Regions from separate parts of the Homo sapiens genome. Here region 1 is linked to region 2. A link is an interaction called in ENCODE POLR2A ChIA-PET data of the cell type or tissue named here. Cell type or tissue: Panc1. All regions are shown on one strand. Links, peaks and the distances in the headings refer to the core of each region. The heading gives the core; the rest is flanking DNA. Region 1 overlaps RTF1 (RTF1 homolog, Paf1/RNA polymerase II complex component). Region 2 has its middle 32 kb from the start of MGA.

What was found. Peaks named below come from ENCODE experiments on the same cell type or tissue, not always from the same donor. Only the 100,000 strongest peaks of a DNase experiment are listed, where the experiment ranks them.
Region 1: POLR2A ChIA-PET joins it to region 2 with 5 read pairs; 3 of 35 experiments call an interaction of 5 or more read pairs at or near these places.

What each region holds. Positions count from the first base shown.
Region 1 is chr15:41,438,952-41,443,349 of GRCh38, forward strand. All of the region lies in intron 2 of RTF1 (RTF1 homolog, Paf1/RNA polymerase II complex component), which reads left to right. Among named protein-coding and RNA genes, the nearest start is that of RTF1, 24 kb to the left of the region's middle. In Panc1, for the core only: no CTCF peak of the experiment used is centred there; no DNase peak of the experiment used is centred there.
Region 2 is chr15:41,626,688-41,631,085 of GRCh38, forward strand. It overlaps a transcript of MGA not described here. Among named protein-coding and RNA genes, the nearest start is that of MGA, 32 kb to the right of the region's middle. In Panc1, for the core only: no CTCF peak of the experiment used is centred there; no DNase peak of the experiment used is centred there; H3K27ac peaks cover 669 bases.

The sequences.
Region 1 (4,398 bases), core at 227-4,226, 190 kb before region 2:
GTAGTCATTCTGTAGCTTTTTTTTTTTTTTTCAGCCTTATTGCAGAAGTGGTACAGTCAGTAATCCTATTTTTTCTTTTATTTTCTTTTTTTTTTTTTCAAGACAGAGTCTCACTCTGTCACCAGGCTGGAGTGCAGTGGTGTGATCTTGGCTCACTGCAACTTCCGCCTTCCAGGTTCACGCCATTCTCCTGCCTCAGCCTACTGACTAGCTGGGACTACAGGCACCCGCCACCAGGCCTGGCTAATTTTTTTTTTTATTTTTAGTAGAGACGGGGTTTCACTGTGTTAGCCAGGGTGGTCTCAATCTCCTGACCTCGTGATCCACCCACCTTGGCCTCCCAAAGTGCTGGGATTACAGGTGTGAGCCACTGCGCCCGGACTCTCTTTTTTCTTTTTGAGTCATCTTTTTAATCTCACTTTCAAGTTAGAAAATAAATTCTATCAAGGATGCTGTAGTTTAATGGGAAATACTTTAGTGAGAAAAGAAACTTTGGGAAGATTGATTCAACATCCCTCCGAGTGATGGTGTTAACTTCAAAGGAGGAAAATCCAACTGTTCATTGTCTAGACCAAGGTCACTTTCCCAAATTACCTACCAACAATGGCAGGCCCTAAAAGATCCAAAACCTTAATGGAAGACAGGGATGAGGGGAAAGATATTTGAAACACTTCTACATGTTTCTCATTTGATTTATTTATTTTATTTTATTTTTTTGAGATGGAGTCTCACTCTTATCGCCCAGGCCAGAGTGCAACGGCACGATCTCGGCTCACTGCAACCTCTGCCTCTCGGGTTCAAGCGATTCTCCTGCCTCAGCCTCCCAAGTAGCTGGAACTACAAGCACGCACCACAGTGCCCGGCTGATTTTTGTATTTTTAGTGGAGACAGGGTTTTGCCACGTTCGCCAGGCTGGTCTCAAACTTCCGACCTCAGATGATCCACCTGCCTTGGCCTCCCAAACTGCTGAGATTACAGGCATGAGCCATTGCACCCAGCCTTTCATTTGATTTAAAGTATTTTCTTCCCCTTAGTAATTACTTGCAGAGAAGCCGGATATCACCTTTCAGTGTAATTTCTTACCCTACAGCCTAGGAAAATATTTGTTAACAGTAAAGTAAAAAATGTTTATTTAATATAATGAAATTTAATTAGCAGCTGAATAGTATTTACCGGTGCCCTGCATGTGCATATTGGAGTGATTGCCTTCTGATCAACTGTAGTGATAATTTCTTTCTTTTTTTTTTTTTTTTTCTTGAGACTGCGTCTCACTCTGTCACCCAGGCTACAGTGCAGCGGCGCAATCTCGGCTCACTGCAACCTCTGCCTTCCGGGTTTAAGAGATTCTCCTGCCTCAGCCTCCTGAGTAGCTGGGACTACAGGTGCGTGCCACCACACCTGGCTAATTTTTTATTTTTAGTAGAGATGGGGTTTCACCATGTTGGCCAGGCTGGTCTCAAACTCCTAACCTCAGGTGACCCGCCCCCTTGGCCTCCCAAAGTGCTGGGATTATAGGCGTGAGCCACCGCGCCTGGCCTCTTTTTTTTTTTTTTTTTTGAGACAGAGTCTCGCTCTGTTGCCAGGCTGGAGTGCAGTGGTGCGATCTCAGCTCACTGCAACCTCTGCCTCCTGGGTTCAAGCAATTTTCCTGTCTCAACCTCCCAAGTAGCTGGGACTGCAGGCGCATGTCACCACACCCAGCTAATTTTTTGTATTTTTGGTAGAGTCGGGGTTTCACCACGTTAGCCAAGATGGTCTCATTCTCCTGACCTCGTGATCTGCCCGCCTCGGCTTCCCAAAGTGCTGGGATTAGAGGCGTGAGCCCTGTGCCTGGCCAAAAGTTTATTCTTTTGTTTATTTTTAATGGATAAACTATAATTTCTCTCAAATTAACAAAAAATCAGTGGGGGGTCTATGAAATAATTTGCTTTTTCATTTTGTTTTCTGTTTTCTTTCTTTAAATGCCTAGACAATACAGAAAAACCTTGAAATAATTTTCTCTCCCACTAGTCCCCTCTTTTTTTTTTTTTTTTTTTTTGAGACGGAGTCTCACTCTGTCACCCAGGCTGGAGTGCAGTGGCGTGATCTCGGCTTACTGCAAGCTCCGCCTCCTGGGCTCACTCCATTCTTCTGCCTCAACCTCCCAAATAGCTGGGACTACAGGCGCCTGCCACCACTCCTGGCTAATTTTTTGTATTTTTAGTAGAGACGGGGTTTCACCATGTTAGCCAGGATGGTCTCTATCTCCTGACCTTGTGATCCGCCCGCCTCGGCCTCCCAAAGTGCTGGGATTACAGGCGTGAGCCACCATGTCTGGCCTCTCTCCCACTATTCTTATAGCTACTTTTATTTTTCATGTTTCAGAAGTCAGCTGCTGTGGTCCACCCTTGCCACTCAGTATTGTATTAAGTTTGAATATGTGTTATGCCTGGAATACCCTGTAATGTGTTTGTGGTCTCTGGTATTCCTTAAGATACAAGCAGTAAGTCTGCTTGGAACACATTCATTCTCCATATGTCTGTTGTTAAAAGTTAGGTCAGAGTCCTAACTTTTGCAGTTAGTACTGAGATTCCCTTCCTCCTTTTTTAGCCAAAGCATTAGAGGAGCCCACAACTTGTGTTAGAGGAGATCCACATCCATAAAATTCTTCATGGTTTAGGGTTCCCTTTGTTACTTGCAGCTGCTTAATGAAGTAAAAAACTGCTCATCTTAGAACACTACCCAATGATTTGTGCACGTATTGGAGAAAAAGCTGACAGCAAGCTCCACCCTGCCCAGCAAGAAATGAGCGTTTGAGTGACTTTTCCCCTACAGGATTCTTAGCTCCTGCTGCTGCCTTCAGATTCTAGTACTCCAGGCCCTCAGGCTTATTGTAACTCTACTCCAGTCCCTCTCTCACGAGAGCAGCAGCGTCTGTATCATGGTCATTCTGAAAGATGCCTGTTTTTCTGTTTCCATCATGTCTCTTTGGCCCAAGATACTAGCTTAGCACGAGCACCTCTGAGTTAGAGCAAATAGTTCATTATTTTGGACAGTTCAGAAAATAACTATTAAAATCTTTATTAAAAAATTCTTCCAGCCACTGTGTAACTCAATGTTATTACTGTGAGCTCAAACTTATTGCTGCTGTGGACATTTTAGATTGGGTAGGGGACTTCTGAGAGATTCTTAGGTTATAAAGTTTGAGACAGTGGCTCTTTTTTTCCCCTTTCATAATGATTTTTTTTTTTTTTTGAGATGGAGTCTCTCTCTGTTGCCCAGGCTGGAGTGCAGTGGCGTGATCTTGGCTCGCTGTAAGCTCTGCCTCCCGGGTTCACGCCATTCTTCTGCCTCAGCCTCCCGAGCAGCTGGGACTACAGGCGCTCACCACCACGCCTGGCTAATTTTTTGTATTTTTAATAGAGACGGGGTTTTACAGTGCTAGCCAGGATGATCTTGATATCCTGACCTCATGATCCGCCGGCCTCATCCTCCCAAAGTGCTGGGATCACAGGTGTGAGCCACCATCATAATGATTATTAATACGTCTTTCGTGGGTGAAAAAACACATACTGAAGTAGTTTGCTATGTCTTCTCGTTTCTTCAACTTTTGTGTCTTTAACGCCTGCAGATTAACCTTTTAGAAATTTGGTTGTTAAAGTGGCAATTCTCGGGCCAGGCATGGTGGCTCACACCTGTAATCCCAGCACTTTGGGAGGCCAAGGCAGGTAGATCACTTGAGGTCAGGAGTTCGAGACCAGACTGGCCAAAATGGCGAAACCCTGTCTCTACTAAAAATGCAAAAATTAGCCAGGCGTAGTAGTGGGCACCTGTAGTCCTAGCTACTCGGGAGGCTAAGGTATGAAAATCGCTTGAGCCCAGAAGGCAGAGGTTGCAGTGGGCCGAGAACGCTCCACTATATTCCAGGCTGGGCCCCAGAGTGAGACTGCATCTCAATAAAAATAAATAAATTAAATAAAGTGGCAATTTTCCATCAGAGGAAGCCCTCCTTGTACCAGAAGCTGCCCTGCAGTTTTTTCAAACTTATATATGTCTCTCATACCGTTTCTTTTCATTAGTGAGCCATTAATATAGGTAGAAAGAAATACGTTTGTCCCCTCAGATTTGCTAGGACAGAAAATTGGTCAAGAACAACTGAGCTAAAAAGTTAATCGGTAATTTGTTTATAAAATCAGAGACATGCACTGATTTTAGAGCAAAAAGATATTTAGCTAATTGATGAGGGAGAGGGAAATGGAGAGAAGCTCTGAAAGTTTTCTATCCTGAAAAAAATGGGTACACTGGACATTCAGTATAATGTCATATTAGTGAGGAAATAAGTAGATGTTTCACATATAATGTAGCTTGGTGGGGGGAAACACCAACATTTAATGACAGAGTATATACTTGTCCTATTAT
Region 2 (4,398 bases), core at 184-4,183:
GCTGGGATTACAGGCGTGAGCCACTGTGCCCGGCCTAAAAAAACTATTTTTTAAAAGTTTTAGATTTATAGAAAAATTGCAGACTACAAAGAGAGTTTTCATATACCTAGCTTCCCTTCCAGCTTTTCCCATTATTAAAATCTTATGTTAGTATAGTATATTTACTATAATTAAAATAATTTATTTTAGTTTTTGAGATGGAGTCTCTCTCTGTCACCCAGGCTGGAGCGCAAATGGCACTATCTCTGCTTACTGCAGCCTCTGCCTCCTGGGTTCAAGTGATCCTCCCACTTCAGCCTCCTGAGTAGCTGGAATAACAGGTGATTCTCGTGTCTCAGCCACCCAAGTAGCTGGGATTACAGGCGTGCACCACCACATCCAGCTAATTTTTTTGTATTTTTGGTAGAGATGGAGTTTCATCATGTTTCCCAGGTTGGTCTCCTGAGCTCAAGTGATCTGCTCTCCTTGGCCTCCCAAACTGTTGGGATTACAGGTGTGAGCCACCACACCCAGCCTATTATAATTAAGGAACCAATAATGATACATTATTATTAACGAAAGTCCATAGTTTATTCAGATTTCCTTTTTATCTAATGTCACTTTCTTGTTTCACTATTCCATCCAAGATAACACAGTACTTTTTGTAGTCATGTCTCCTTAGGATCCTCTTGGCTATGATAGTTTCTCACACTTTCCTTATTTTTGATGACCTTGACACTTTTGAGGAATACCAGTCAGGTTTTCTGTAGCATGTTACTCAATTGGGATTTGATGCTTTTTTCATCATTAGACTGGGGTTAGAGTACTTAGTATCAACATGATTGTCACTATTGATGTGACCTTGATCACTTGGCTGTCAGTTTTGTTTTTAAATGTTTGCTTTTCTATAGCTAATATTAATAAAATTTGTTACTTGCAATATAAAAGTAAATATCTGTTGATATTCTACACATGTCTACCAGTAGCATTTATAATAAGTAATACATTGACAAGCCTAATAATACAGAAAAAGGATAGTGGATATTATAATCAAGGAAAAATAATGACGAAGTTGCCTGAAGGGCTAATTGTAGAAAGGAATTAAAGGCGTTAGTACCATATAGCTTATTTTAACAGTCTTTAAGCTGTTTTAGGACTCTGTTTTAAGAAGAACATTCTGGTAATCAAGAATTGGATCTAAATTCAAAGGTAGGAAAGGAATTATTCAATTATTCATAGTAGGATGAAAATACAAATCGGATAGTTGAGATCAATTAGGTAATATCTTACAATTCAACAACAAATAATTAATGAGCCCTACTGCGTGCCAGGTGCTAAGGATTGAGCATTGAACAGGACAAAGTCCATGCCCTCATGGAAATTATATTTTGGTAGACAATGAGCTAATAAAGATGATTTCAGGGCCAGGCATGGTGGCTCATGCCTGTAATCCCAGCACTTTGGGAGGCCGAGGCAGGTGGATCACCTGAGGTCAGGAGTTTGAGACCAGCTTGGCCAACATGGTGAAACCCTGTCTCTACTAAAAAATACAAAAAATTAGCTGGGTGTGGTGGTGCACGCCTGTAGTCCTAGCTGTTCGGGAGCCTGAGGCATGAGAATATCTTGAACCCGGGAGGTTGCGGTGAGCTGAGATCGTGCCACTGCTCTCCAGCCTGGGTGACAGAGCAAGACTCTGTATCCAAAAAAAAAAAAAAAAAAAAAGCTATGAAGAAAACAATACAAGAGATAGAGAGTGGTGGTGGTGGGTTTGGTGGTTCTTTTAGGTGGGTTGCCAGGCAAGGCTTCTCTGAAGTAACATTTGAACATAACACGACCTGAATGATAAAGAGTAAGACACACCCAAACGTGGAGAATTGGAAGTGGTGGGAATAGTAATGCAAAGACTTTGTGTCAAAAATCAGTTTGGGGATTTTCAAGGAATTACAAGAAGGCTAGTGTGCCAGAGTTGGGAGAGTGCTGGGGTATGAAGTGGTGGTGGTGGTGGTGCATGCTAGTAGGAAATGAGATTGAGAATTGGCGGGGCTCAGATTGTGTAGAGCCTTGCAGGCCATGAGGTTTTTGGATTTTATTCTAACTGATGGTATTCATTGGACAGTTTTGTGCAGAAAAATGATACCTAATTTATGTTTTCAAAACATCGCTTTGCTGCAGAGGCAATTAAGCCGTTGGAGGCCGGGCACGGTGGCTCATGCCTGTAATTCCAGCACTTTGGGTGGCCGAGGCAGGTGGATCATGAGGTCAGGAGATCGAGACCATCCTGGCTAACATGGTGAAACCCTGTCTCTACTAAAAAATACAAAAAAAATTAGCTGGCCATGGTGGCGGGCGCCTGTAGTCGCAGCTACTTATGCTTAATCATAATGCATTGAAAAAGTGCCACTGCACTCCAGCCTGGGCGACTGAGCAAGACTTCGTCTCAAAAAAAAAAAAAAAAAAAAAGAAGCCATTGGAGTGTTGTGAGGTACAGTAGCTTGGACTAGTGAGGTAGATAAAGATAGATGCAGTGAGAAGTCATTGAATTCAGGGCATGTTTTCAAGGTAGAACCAACAGGATTTGCTGATAGATTAGCTGTGGGAGGTGAGTGAAAGAGAGTAATCAAAGATGATTACAAGGCTTTTAGCTGGAGCCAGTGGTGCCATTTACAGAGATGGGAAACAGGAAGGAGCTAGTTTGGATGAAGTGTTTAGATGTTTGGAGCTTGAGATGCCTGCTAGATATCCAGGAATAGCCATTGAGTAGGCAGCTGACTATTAAATTCTAGAGCCTAGGGTCAAGATCAGGGTTGCGAATATACCTTTGGGATGTCATCGATACATTGATGGTGTTTAAACATATAGAACTGCCAGCCTCTGCAACATAGTGAGACCTTGTCTCTATAAAGAAAAAAAAAAAATTAGCTGGGTGTGGTGGTGTGCCTGTGGCCCCAGCTACTTGGGAAGCTGATGTGGGAGGATTACTTCAGCCTGGGTGGTTGAAGCTACAATGAGCCATGATCATGCCACTGCACTCCAGCCTGCGCGACAAATGGAGATCCTGTCTCAAAAAAACAAAACTGAAAACAAAAACATGTAACTGGTTAGGTCAGCTAGGGAGTAAAGAAGAGGGCTAATGACTGAGCCCTGAGACTACTGATATCATAGAGTGGAATAGATTGTAATATATACTTAAATTTCTTTTGTATTGGTATCAGGACCAAATTGACTGAGCAACATGTAAATAGTATAACACTGAATAATGCCTTTGAGATGATTATAATGTTACTAGGCTCTTCCTGTTACTTGAATCCTCATGTTTTTGTCACTTTCCTGCCTGAAGATTTCTACTTTCTCTCCATTGTTTGAGGACATAAACCCCCAGACTTCTTCGCTTAGCATACCAGAGCCTTCATTGTCTGAGTACTCTACATCATCTCGCTCCTTTTTATCTTTTCTCCTCTTTATCACACCTACCGTGCCCAATGTGCTTGGCTCTTTTATAACCCCCTTTTGGCCTGGAATACTCTTTCTCCTCCTGCTGCCCTGCCTCAAACTCCTACTCAGTCTTCAATATCCACCTTAAATTTGCTATGTAATTTTCCCCAATTTCGACGGATAAAATTGACCCCTTCACTGCATGGTACTTCCTCAGTGCTGTTGCTTATACTTCAATTTATAGCAAAATACAAAATCAGTTGGCATTTTGGCTTTTAAAAAAATTCATTTGTTTTCCCAGTGCTTGGCATGTGGTAGATGCTTAATCATAATGCATTGAAAAAGTTTAAAAGTTTTGCTTTGGCCAAAGAGTAAGTAATTAAAAACTAAATCTTACAATACACGATCATATGGATCATTAGCTGAGATTTTTAGGATCTTTTTATTATGTCAAGTTGTTGGTTTTAGTGATATTCATTGTGGCATAATTTAGCCAGTACAAAGTTTAGTGAAATGTCAGTTAGAAGTCTTAGTTCAGAGACATATTAGGAATGTTTTATTCTCTAGGGCTGAATAATGCTTATTCTTTGGAGGCAGGCTATTATAATAGATTTTTCCTTCACTTGCCCACTTTTCCACCCAGCTTCTCAGTAGTCGGGAATTCTATTTTAACAGTACACGTGTACTTTGAGCTCTTTGCTGGAGATGGAACCTAATGTAATAAATCCAGTAGAATCAGCAGTACTCACCCCAGGAATGTCCTTTAAATTGTTGGATAGAAGGAGGCTTACTGGTGTGAATTGTAGGTGTGAAGATTTTTCAGCCTGTGAGTCCAAAGTAGGGTTGATTATTTTGTCATTCAATCATAAGCATGTATTGAGTACTTGCCATATATGGGTATTGTATGAGGTACAGTGTGGGGGACACACAAAAGAAATAAAAGGCATTCTTTGCACATGAGGCCTTGACAATTTAATTGAGGAACTG